Linked DNA regions of Homo sapiens: regions 2, 3 and 4 are each linked to region 1. The links are chromatin contacts, found by Hi-C or POLR2A ChIA-PET in ENCODE. All regions are on one chromosome and are shown on one strand. The core of a region is the stretch at or near the end of the contact, and the rest is flanking DNA. Distances in the headings are between cores, read along the strand shown.

Region 1 (2,937 bases), core at 86-2,585:
ACAGAGATGGCCAAGAAGGAACCAGATGATGCCAAGGCCAAGGAACCCAGAAAACCAGCAGAGAGGGAGGAGGCGGCAGCAGCAATGGAGAAAAAAGATACCAAGGAGGAGAAGGCCACTGAGTTCAAGAAGCCTGAGGAGAAACCCAAGACCCAAAGCCAAAGACGACCCTCTCAAAGGAGCTCAGTGAACCTAAGGCGGAAAAGGCTGAAAAATCCTCCAGCACAGACCAAAAAGACAGCAGGCCTCCAGAGAAGGCCACAGAAGACAAGGCTGCCAAGGGGAAGTAAGGCAGGGAGAAAGGAATGTCTGGAGCAGCCAAAGAAACTCAAAAGGGTCCTGGAGCTCAAGGATCAGAGTAATGCAATTTTTACTTTTTATGTAAGAAGAAACTGCTTAGATGACAGGGCCTCCCTCTTCAAACAGGAACTTCATTAGCAATATGTTAGCAAAAGAGGGCAATCCCAGCCTCCTGCCCCCACACCCTCCCGAGGCGATGGACAATTATGTTATGATAGCTTATGTAGCCGAATGTGATACATGCCAAATGCCATACGTAAATACTTGACTATAAAAACTGCCCCCCTCCTTTCCAAATAAGTGCATTTATTGCCTCTATGTGCAACTGACAGATGACCACAAGCAGTTAGAAACACATTATGCTTGAGATGTCTTAACCTGTTCCCAAATGCCTTCTGTTTTCCAAAGGAGTGGTCAAGCCCTTGCCCAGAGACCTCTATTCTGGAAGAGTGGTCCAGGTGGGGCCGGGCACTGGGCACTGAATTATGCCAGGGCGCACTTTCCACCTGTGTCCAGTTTCAATTGCTTCTGTGCAATAAAACAAAGTGCTTATAAAACGACAAAAAGAAAAAAAACTGATATTTGCCAGGGCTTCAGTGATGATCAGAAAGGCCACACTGTGTGTCTGTGGCCAGGTCCTATTGATGTTTATCTTGGTTGTATCTAGATGATCACAGCAGAATTTCAGTATCAGTATCAGCAGCAAAATCAGATTCCACAAACATTGTCACTGCCAGGCAAAGAGGTGAGTGTTCTCACAAAAGCAGCCTAATGTTATCGGCCACCAATGCATGCACCATGGCAGCAGATGTACTCTTTTCCAGCCAAAAAGTCTGTCTCTGAGAGCTTGTTCCTTTGTCAGGTGTTATCTCCTCCAAGGCAAAAACTGAGTTTTCTTTTCCTCTTGGGCTTCCCACCCACAAAGCAGAGAGGACAGAATCGGCCCACAGTGCCAGTTCCTGTGTGAAGCCTGGGTTCCGGATATGAAAGTCACTGACCTTGGAATTCCCCCAAGCGTTAAACACCTCTGAGAGAAGGGGTACATGCTTGTTGCTAGCTGTATAATCATGTGCTTTAAGGGAAAAGAGCTTTGAGCCACCACATGCTAGAAACACGAATTTAGGCATGTCATTTCATGTCTTTGCGTCTCGGTTTCCACATTTGTAAAAGAAGACAAATGCTTTGTTCTCAAGCCTATTGTGAGGTCAAATGAAGTGACGTGTGTCCAGGGTCTAGCACGATGCCTGGCCCTAGGAGATGCTCAACAAATGTCAGCTTTCTTCCCAGATTGCCTCTATGTTCCTGATAATGAGGCCAACTTAAGAGAATAAAAGAGACAAAATAGAGAAGTTTCACCTTCGGAAGTAAGTCAGGAGAACTCAAGCTCAGGGCTTGAAGACTTCGTAGCAGAGAAGTCGTGAACTGTAGATTGAGAAGAACTAGGAAACTTTATATGATTCCTTAGGTATGCGTTACTTTTCTCTGCTTTTTATTTTTGTTTTTGTTACCCTCCTCTTCCTAGTTATTTCTCAGGATTGCCTAAGTATAAAGCCAGCAGGGCCTGTGAGATTGTGATCTAAGAAGCTGTGATGTAGGGAGCAGGGGGAGACAGAGCCCTTTCTCAGCTGTTGGGCTTGGGATATGAGCCCCAGAACACTAAGGAGGTGGCGCCTGCTGCCCAGAGTAGAGGAAGATAGACTGAGGCCCTAGCTCTGAACAGAAAGGGTGGGAGACATCGGCTCGCCTAGGCCAGGAGAGCGGCCACCATGGCTAAGTAGTAGGAAGTCTATGCAGCTCTCCAGCAAACTGCAAGAGCCCAAAAAGTGCTGGTTGTATGAATAACTGAACAAGCAAGGTGAAAGAAGTGATGATGTAATGGAATTCAAGCTAAAAAAAGAAACCCAGGCTTAAAATGCAAATTCTAACTTTTTCCTATTTAGTATCTGTGTGATCTTCAAAGTAACCTCTTTGGGCCTCAGTTTTGTCATGTCTGAAATGGTGAGGTGCAGCCAGGTGCCGTGGCTCACGCCTGTAATCCCAACACTTTGGGAGGTCAAGGCAAGTGGATCGCTTGAGGCCAGAGTTCAAGACCAGCCTGGGCAACATAGTGAGACCCTGTCTCTATAAAAATGAAAATTTAAAAAAAAAAATGATGATCTGTGGGAAGGAGTTACAATCTGGCCTGCTCACTTATACTCAAAAGTTTGTGGTGAAGACTAGATGAGGTCACCAAGAAAACACCTACACCGAATGCCGGAAATTTCAGGACAGCATCGTGATGGTGAGGGTGGCCGTAAAAAACATCTGGGGAAAATCACTCAAGGGAAGACTTCTGGGGTTTGGTTCAGCCCTGGCCAGATCCCACTCCAGGAGAGAGGGCAATCTCTTCAGTCAGATGAGCTGATCATCTCAGGGCAACCCAGCGAATGTATCCCTTTCTGGCAGTTTCCAGGGTAGCTTTTTTCAAAGGACCGTGGGCCAAAGTCCCTGCCTGCTGCTGCCACCCTCTGGCAGCAACCTGAGCCACACTCTTGTCAATTTCACTGGTTAGAACATCTTTTACACATTCGTTTACATTTGCATAGTGTTTTCCAGTTTACACTTCTTCCCCCCTCAAGAATGATATTCTTTTATCCA
Region 2 (2,762 bases), core at 33-2,532, 210 kb before region 1:
CCAAAGGCTCATTTAAGACATCTGATAGCAGAAGGAGATGGCTTAATGTGCAGATTAACTAGCCATTCTGCTAGGTTCTCTGTTTTAGACATATACTAAATTGGATCAACACAAAGCATCATTTGTCCCCCATAGTAATTGAGCTTCTTACAGAAACCCTTCACACACTTAAGATTTATGTCCTCAGCTTTTATAGAGGGTGGATATAAGAAACATCCATTTAAACCATCATTTAGGGCCTTTTGTAAAAGAACAGTTGAAAGCCCTGTCTATTATCTTTTCCAATGCCCCAAAATGAAAAAGCACATGATAAATTCAATGCCAAGAGAAAGTTTGTCTTGCTGAAAGAGTTAATGTTTTCCTTCCTCAGAGGAGAACTGTATAATCACATCTTTTTTTTTGTCTCAACTCTTCAGAACTTCAGAGGCAAATTCAGTGCTCAAATATAATAACTAATTCATACCAACCACCTTGCAATATCTATTCTTCTTTTACCCTTTTGATCTTGATTTTATGTCTCCTGCTTTAAACTGTACCTCATTTTGCAAGCCAACTTAAATCTTTTTTTTCTTTCCCTTTAAAGTAGGACATACATTCTAAGTAAAAGAGGTTTTTTCTCAACATCTAAAACATTATCATGATCCTCTCAGTGGCTGCAAGTGCTCTGGACTTGCCAGGCCCATTCATGTCATTGCCCCGTCTTCCTGCTTAGCACAGTGGAACTCTAGAAGACCCCAATCAGCTTCAATCCCCTCACCTAGCTCAGTACACAAGCCCCAAGCAAATGAAGACAAGAACTACCCAGCTCTTAGGACTATGCTCTGGAGTTTCAGGAATGAAGCTGAGTCCCAAGGCCAAAAATATTTTCACATTGAACATTTAATGCATATAAGGTCCTTAGTCCAGTGCCTGGCACACAGTAGATGCTCAATAAATGGTAATTATTCATTTTAATCTGTCAAGTGGCAAAACTGAGTTTTGCATTTTACCTGTGTAGCAAACCAACTCTCTCGAAAACTTTTCTGTGACAACATTCCAGAGTTACATGACCTAAGACCACCTATATCAACAGAGTGCTTGTCAGGTTGTCTGTCTATCTTTTTTGGTCACTTCTCGGTTACCTTATATTGGTCCCAAGTTGTATGTGGTATGGTATCCGTACGCATATACATGCACATTACATATCTAGAGACAACCATGGAGTGTCAGGCCAGGCTCACTGGCTTCTGGACAGAGTCCAGCGGGGAAGTCTTTGAGAAGGGTCTGCTGCTATGCTCATGCCCTACCCGCTCCTGACAAGTGTCCAAGCAGCTGTAATGGTCTGAGTCATAGGCACAGGGAAGGAGGAGAAGTCTTAAGAGGAAGAAAAAAAAAAGAATGCAATTGTTTTTCATACTACTCGCTCTTTCGTTAGGTTTACTCAGGGGCAAATATCTCTGAATATCCTAGGAGTTGAACATTACTGCTTTCTTAGCAATTCTAGCTTTCCTATGCACATATTTTAACAAAATCCATGTGTGGGTACTGGTTTATTTACCCGTTCAGCTAATATTTATTGAGTGCTTATTACATGCAAAGCAGCAGGGAAGGTGCAGGTTCTGTATCTGTTAGCATCAGTCAGGAAAAGCACACTGATGACTTTCACAATGGTAGTAGCACTCCAAAGGAAAACAAATGACGGGATCCTTTGGATAGTAACTGAGCCTTTTCCACAATTTAGTCTCTTTATTTCTTTTCACTCTCTGGAGAACACAGCTACCAACAAATCCCTTCCAGTTAAAGGAGCCCATTCCTCCTAGAGCTCCGCTCCTGTTGTCTGACAGTCCCTGCATCTCCCCCCGGGTATGCCGGGATCAATGCACACGTACTTCAAAGAAGCCTCAAATTGGAGTGCAAGCAGCACTTTCAATTAAAAAAAAAAAAGTCCTCGAGTTGGGATTCAGAAGCTGAAGGGGGAGCGGGTACGGAGAGCCAGTGCTGGGATTTGACAGCACCATACAATACACTAAGGATCAGAGCTGTGAGACAAATTCAGCTCCAGAGATGAAAAATCTTCTTTTGGTGCTGACAACATCTGTTTTATTTTGAAGGTTGCTAAGGAGAGTTCTAGCTGGGCCAACATTGTTCCAGTTCAGTACTTCATAGTGACTCTCTTGCATGGGGTTCAGACGGCAGGAATAAAAAGCTTGCCAGATAAACCCCGCTTCTTTTACTTTTCAGATATCAAAGGATTACTTTGCTAACAGGGCTGATGAACACCCTGCCTCGTCTCCATCGGAATCGGATTGTCCCTTCCGCTTACTCTCATTGCTCTTCTTCTCCCTGCCCCCTCTGTCTCCACTGGCCAACTCCCCATCTTTGCCAAATAAAGGCTTACTGGGGAGGAAAAAAAAAAGGAGAGCGAATATGCCACTAACCCAAGAGAAGATTTCCATGCAGAGATAAGGAATAGATAAGTATGAGTTGGAGGTCATAGCAGAAGAATCAGACAAAGGAGGAAATGGTTTCCTGGCCTTTAAAGATCTGTTTTGCCTGCTAATAATCAGAGCAATGCCAAATGCCTTTATCAGGGCTCAGGCACTCACGGACAGTAGAGAGATCAAAACAGGGGGGAATGTGATGAAAGGCCTGTCCCATCTCTGTAATAATGGAGGTGGGGAGCGAAGCTTTCCACACCCAGCTTGACCCCATCCCTCCTTTGATTACTTGCAATTACAAGACATAACAAAAATTAGGAAAAGTTAGTGTACATTTTGCCCAGA
Region 3 (2,700 bases), core at 90-2,589, 200 kb after region 1:
TTCTACCAGAATGATCTTTTTAAAACAGAAGTCAGATCATGTCACTCATCTGTGTGGAACTTTCTAATGGCCCCATCTAACTCTGTTAAAGCTAAAATGTGTAAAGCGACTTGCAAGGCTATGTGAGGTCTGACCCCTGTGGACTCTATTTAGACAAATACAGCTTGCTAAGATGTCAAAGTATCCTCTTAGAAGATTTCCTTGAAAAAGTAGAATCTTTGAAACATGGACATTGGGGATCTGATAATTTATAGATAGGGCCAACAAACAAGAGGATTGAGTCAGAATTTAGATCACACATTTTAAGAGCCCTTTTTATAGAGTTTGTAAAACTAATTCAAAACATTTGAATAAATTTCTCCTCTTAAACTTGATGAACTGTTTTAAAATAATTTAAAATATTCTAGGCCGGGCATTGTGGCTCAAGGCTATAATCCCAGCACTTTGTGAGGCTGAGGAGGGAGGGTTGCTTAAGCCCAGTAGTTCAAGACCATCCTAGGCAACATAGCAAGACTCCATCTCTACAAAAATAAAATAATTAACCAGGCATGGTGGTGCATGCCTGTAGTCCCAGCTACTCAAGAGGCTGAGGTGGGAGGATCCCTTGAGCCCAGGAGGCTGAGGCTGCAGTGAGCCATGATTGCACCTCTGCACTCCAGTCTGGGTGACAGACCAAGACCCTGCCTCAAAATAACTAGCTAAATAAATTAATTAAATAAAATATTCTATGGCACCTCAGCAAAGGTATGGTTTTGTTAGTCAGACCAACTGGATAGACCTTAGGAAGCCTGCAGAGGAGTAAAGTACAGGGGAGGTGAGTTTTGATCAGGAGGCAGTGATATTGATAGTATTGAGTGTGGGACTTAAAGTCCTGGTTTGAGAGTCTGGACATCAGCTTGTAGCAGTGGGGAGCCATTGTGTCCTATACTGGAGCAAGGAAGTGACTTGATAAAATACATTTTTGGAAGATTAATGTGATGGTGCATACTTATGATGGATTAAAGAGAGGAGATGTCAAGTTAGAAGCTACTATCATCCAGGTAGATAGAGGGTCCAAGAAAGAGTCTGCAAGATGTAGGTTTTGGTTGTAAAAAGACATAAGATGACTCTAGGTTTCACATCTGCATGATAAAATGATTGGTCATACTATTTTTTTTTTTTTTTAAGAAAAGAGGAAGTCATACTTCCTTGAGGTAATGTTAACACTTGTTTTAGTAACCTGGTAATCTTCTAGAGACACCAGACCTAATAGGAGACTTCCAGTGAGCATATTTTGGACAGGGGGATTTCCTGGCACTTCCTAAATTCAGGGCATCCACTTCCTTCTGTGTGTACATTGAGATCTGGCTTTCCTCCATACCCAAAAGTCCCCTTAAAATTTCTACTTCTGAGGTTTATTAGTCCTTTCCCATCTTTTTATGGACCTTCATCACATCTCAGATGATGATTTTTATGTAAGTAGAATTAACTGCCCTGTCCTTAACTGGGCTGGATTGATACTTGACCTTTACTAAAATTCGTGAAAATATACACATATTTCTATAAAATGTCATCAGATATGTGTAAGAAATTCTCATTTTTTACACAGCAGTGAACTCAATTCATTAATTATAAATTGACTAATTGTCTTAGGGAGGAAGTAGGCACATTTCTTGCCAGTTTAATGCTGCTTAAAGTAGAGGTATAACGAATATTTGTTAGATACAGCTGTGGTAAGTCCCACGGGCAGCAAGAAAATATGAAAGATTTATAGAAGGAAAAGATCTGAGGTGTAGAAACTGTGATCTAGGTGCTGCAGAAAGGCTTGCACACTTTTAGATGAGTTGGATAGGCACTTCTACCTTTGCCATCTGGCAACTGTTGTGTAATGAGATAGCCAGAAAGAGCTTCTACCTAGTCAAGGGAGTTCTAGCAACTTAGAAGATAATACTAACACTTCTTCATGTTTCCCCTGAAATTACTTTCATATTCTGTTTTTTTTCTTTTCTTTTCTTTTCTTTTCTTTTTTACAAACCCTGCATGTGGCACTCAGTCATATTCTGTTTGACCTTTACAGTGACCTGATACAGCATTCCCTTTCACAGATGAAAATAAGACAGTTTAGGAGTCCGTTTCTCTGTAAGTAGAACAAGAGACCTGGATGGATGCTTTCTTAAAACTCTTCCAGCTCCTAAAAGGACTGTGGCCCCAGGTCACACAGCAGGCCAAGGCTAAGGCTTGATCAAACCTCCCAACTCCTACTCAGTGACTCTTCTCATCATATCACATACCCTCCGGGGAGCCTCGGCTTCCTGGAGTTGGAAACTCACAGCCAATGGCCGTGTGCTCTATTACAGCTAGCATTTGTTAAGTACTTACTCTGTGCAGGCACTACATGTTAATTCATATGTTGATTATTATCTGTGTTAACTCATTTAATCTCATTACAGTCTGATAGAGTAAGTACTATTTGTGTCCTTATTGTAGAGAGGAGGAAACCTAGACACAAGGTGATTTAAGTAACTTGCCCAATGTCAAATGGCTCTTAGTCATGAAGCTGGGATATGCACTCAGGCAGCTGGGCTTCTGAGTCCATGCTAAACACCATACTGTACCTCTTTGGAGATAGCGGGTAGAAGAATTTACATTTTATTTGAAGACTGTCTCTCTGAATCTATCCTTCTATCCATCTGTCTCCCCATCTGTCCTGTACTGCTTGTG
Region 4 (2,788 bases), core at 79-2,578, 230 kb after region 1:
AGCGAGACTCTGTCTCAAAAAAAAAAAAAAAAAAAAGTCCAGAAAAAAGAAGCTAGAAAGCCAAAAACAAAAGAAAGGATGAAAAGAAACCAGGATGCTTGAGAAGATAGAAATGATGTGAGCCATGTGGTCTGTAATTGGTATATGGTGGAAAAATATAGCAAAGAAAAGTAAAATGCTCAGGAGGAACACACACACACACACACACTTTCATTGAGCAATTTCTTTTTTTCTTTTATGACAGAGTCTCACTATGTTGCTCAGGCTGGTCTTGAACTCCTGGACTCAAGTGATCTGACCGCCTCAGCCTCCCAAAGTGCTGGAATTACCACTGAGCATTTACTATGTTCCAGGCCCTGTGCTAAGTGCATTGCCTGCTGCGTCTCACCCTTCAGTGGGAGTAGGTAAGTAGTATTAGTCCCACTATATAGATGGAAAAACAGAAGCTCATAGAAGTGTAGTAGTAACATGGTTAAGGTTACATTGCTAGTCAGTGGTAGAACCAGGATTTCCATCCAGGTCTGCCTGACTGCAGGCACTGGGTTGGTATATGGCTGGGCCTGAGAACTATCCAGGAGTAAACAGCGTGGACAAAGCTGGCATGGAAAGAGCTCTGGCTGAGATACAGATTCTAAACTGGGCCTCAAAAGGGGTTAAAGGGAAGTAAGGCGATGTCAGTAGAGCTGAAGCTGGGGTTGAGAGGCTTCCTGAGGAACTGGTGTGGTCAGGGGAGCCTTTCAGAAAGTCCCAGCCCTGCTAGACTGTTAGGGCCCTGAGCTGGGGCAGGGGAGGGTGGTGGATGCAACAGAACATCGCCCCGGATGTAAGACCCAGCCAGACAAAGTGACTCATCACCCTGATGTCACCCCACAGCCTCAGCTGCTAATCATGGTGAAATAAATGTCACTGCAAGTTTAAGGAAGACTATGCACTATTACCACTGAGCATTTACTATGTTCCAGGCCCTGTGCTAAGCGCATTGCCTGCTGCGTCTCACCCTTCAGTAGGAGTAGGTAAGTAGTATTAGTCCCACTATACAGATGGAAAAACAGAAGCTCATGGAAGTGTAGTAGTAACATGGTTAAGGTTACATTGCTAGTCAGTGGTGGAACCAGGATTTCCATCCAGGTCTGCCTGTCACTATTACAACTGTCACTATCAGTTGCTGACAGAGAGAGAATGGGTGACCTTGTTATCACTGAATTCCCAAGTGCTTTCTCACTGCCACCCCACCCCCCTGTTCTTCATCAGCCTTTGGGTGACACAAACCCACTGAGAGGCCTGCCGGAGCCACACTGTTGAGACCCAGTGGCTGGTGAAGGGCGTCTTCTGCAGTGGCAGGCGCCATGAGTGCAGAGTCCTGGGCTGCCCACACGGGCCCTGCTGTGGGGCCTCCATCAAGTGATGGAAGCTCCCTGAGCCTGCTCTGAGCCTGCTCCCAACCTCAACATGAGGAAAATAATGCTGTCTCCACTCACCTAACAGGAGTGAGTGAAATCATTGTGAAACACTGAGGCACAAAATAAGCATGAACGCTTTGATGAATTGGAGTGGTCATGATATAAAAGACTTGACAAACCACAGGAGGAAGTTGAGAGATCCCCTTGCATAGGGAGACAGTGATGCTGGTTCCATTTCAGCTAGAATGAAGGGTGAGAAGGCCCTGGCACCAGGGCTGCCTAAGAACATGGGGGTGGATCATGTCTGATTGCATAAACCAGTAGGGCTTTCTGGAGCAACTCCCAAGCAGAAGCCTCTCCCAGTGGATTCTCCGCCACCGCATCTGCCCCTGATGTGTAGCTTTCAGTCTGTGACAAGAGTATTTGGGGTTGGATTCAGTAGACTGGACTGAGTTTCAAATCTCAGTTCTATTTATGACCTGAAGACAACCCTGACCTTCAGTTTCCTCATCGGTATAACAGAATAGCAATACCTGGTCCATGTGATTGTTGTGAATATTATATATGAAAGAACTGGACAAATCACATTTGAGCACTTACTATACTCTTGAAGAATTTGAACTAGTTTAACTCTATTCTCCAGTTCGGGTGCTCCCCTCCGCAGTAGGAGGAGAAGAGGTTTGAGGGAAGGAGGACAGATGACATTTGCAGGAATTTGGCCAGGCATTGTGCTATGTGTTCTCTGTACAGAGACTCATCTGACCCTTCCACAGCTGCCCTGTGAGCCATGTACTCTTATCCTTACTCTACACTTGCACGCCTGGTGCTCAGAGAGGGGAAGCTATCTACCTCAGTGAACCTAGGCCTGACACCAAAAATCTATATCTTTTATAGACACCCACAATCGATTATAACACCCACAATCTATCAAAACTACAATTTATTTTTTTCTGGCTGACAATGCAAGAAAATCTCAAGGTGGAAATTCATGCAGATGAGATAAGTTTCAAACACAATCTCCTATTATTCAATTACCCTGTTATCCCCCATTAAGCCATCTCTTAGATGACCCCTGGTTACCACTGTCCTTCTTATCTCAGTCTACCTCCCACCCAGGCTTATGCTGGAGAAGCACAAAAGTACAAGAGACCTTAGAGATCGTTTGATCCAGCTCCTGCTCTAAGAGCAAGGAAACTGAAGCCCAGAATGAGTTCCAAAGCCGCCCAGTAGAAGCCTGCTCCTGAGGGTTGTCCCCTGCCCCCTGCCCCACTCTTGCCCTGGGAAACCCGTGCTTCCTCCCCTCTTGCCCCTTTCTCAGAAGCAGGCGGCAGAGACACAACACAAAGGACAGAGCGCATCACTATATTTTCCTTTGAACTGTACAGCTG

The links. A loop is a pair of places that touch in the nucleus more often than their neighbours do. ChIA-PET counts read pairs that join two places held with the same protein, here RNA polymerase II (POLR2A). Pooled maps may share reads with other maps.
Region 2: a map of PC-9 shows a loop between it and region 1 (2.4-fold over the local background). The contact joins two enhancer-like sites. A Hi-C loop is called at or near these places in 1 of 168 maps with a recorded cell type or tissue (PC-9) and 2 of 50 pooled maps. POLR2A ChIA-PET finds 5 or more read pairs at or near these places in 2 of 52 experiments (activated CD4-positive, alpha-beta T cell and activated naive CD4-positive, alpha-beta T cell).
Region 3: a loop to region 1 is called in a pooled map, with 4 times the contacts of the local background. The contact joins two enhancer-like sites. A Hi-C loop is called at or near these places in 2 of 37 single-sample maps with no recorded cell type and 8 of 50 pooled maps. POLR2A ChIA-PET finds 5 or more read pairs at or near these places in 3 of 52 experiments (activated CD4-positive, alpha-beta T cell, activated CD4-positive, alpha-beta memory T cell and activated naive CD4-positive, alpha-beta T cell).
Region 4: a pooled map shows a loop between it and region 1 (5-fold over the local background). The contact joins two enhancer-like sites. A Hi-C loop is called at or near these places in 2 of 37 single-sample maps with no recorded cell type and 9 of 50 pooled maps. POLR2A ChIA-PET finds 5 or more read pairs at or near these places in 2 of 52 experiments (activated CD4-positive, alpha-beta T cell and activated CD4-positive, alpha-beta memory T cell).

Annotation. Positions count from the first base shown.
Region 1 is chr1:116,737,334-116,740,270 of GRCh38, reverse strand. It overlaps the pseudogene NEFHP1. Among named protein-coding and RNA genes, the nearest start is that of CD2, 16 kb to the left of the region's middle. RefSeq lists enhancers at 1,187-1,396, 1,865-2,164. Within about 2 kb of position 1,335, at least 5 of the 41 ENCODE cell types and tissues checked have a DNase peak (open chromatin) inside an H3K27ac peak, as active enhancers do.
Region 2 is chr1:116,950,276-116,953,037 of GRCh38, reverse strand. All of the region lies in intron 4 of PTGFRN (prostaglandin F2 receptor inhibitor), which reads right to left. Among named protein-coding and RNA genes, the nearest start is that of PTGFRN, 42 kb to the right of the region's middle. Within about 2 kb of position 1,282, at least 5 of the 41 ENCODE cell types and tissues checked have a DNase peak (open chromatin) inside an H3K27ac peak, as active enhancers do.
Region 3 is chr1:116,538,815-116,541,514 of GRCh38, reverse strand. All of the region lies in intron 2 of CD58 (CD58 molecule), which reads left to right. Among named protein-coding and RNA genes, the nearest start is that of MIR548AC, 20 kb to the left of the region's middle. Within about 2 kb of position 1,339, at least 2 of the 41 ENCODE cell types and tissues checked have a DNase peak (open chromatin) inside an H3K27ac peak, as active enhancers do.
Region 4 is chr1:116,502,596-116,505,383 of GRCh38, reverse strand. It overlaps LOC112268235 (a long non-coding RNA gene), which reads right to left. Exons shown (of 2, transcript XR_002958352.2): 2 at 2,747-2,788. Among named protein-coding and RNA genes, the nearest start is that of LINC01762, 25 kb to the right of the region's middle. RefSeq lists enhancers at 663-957, 796-1,065 and cis regulatory regions at 462-1,443, 2,172-2,224. Within about 2 kb of position 1,328, at least 20 of the 41 ENCODE cell types and tissues checked have a DNase peak (open chromatin) inside an H3K27ac peak, as active enhancers do.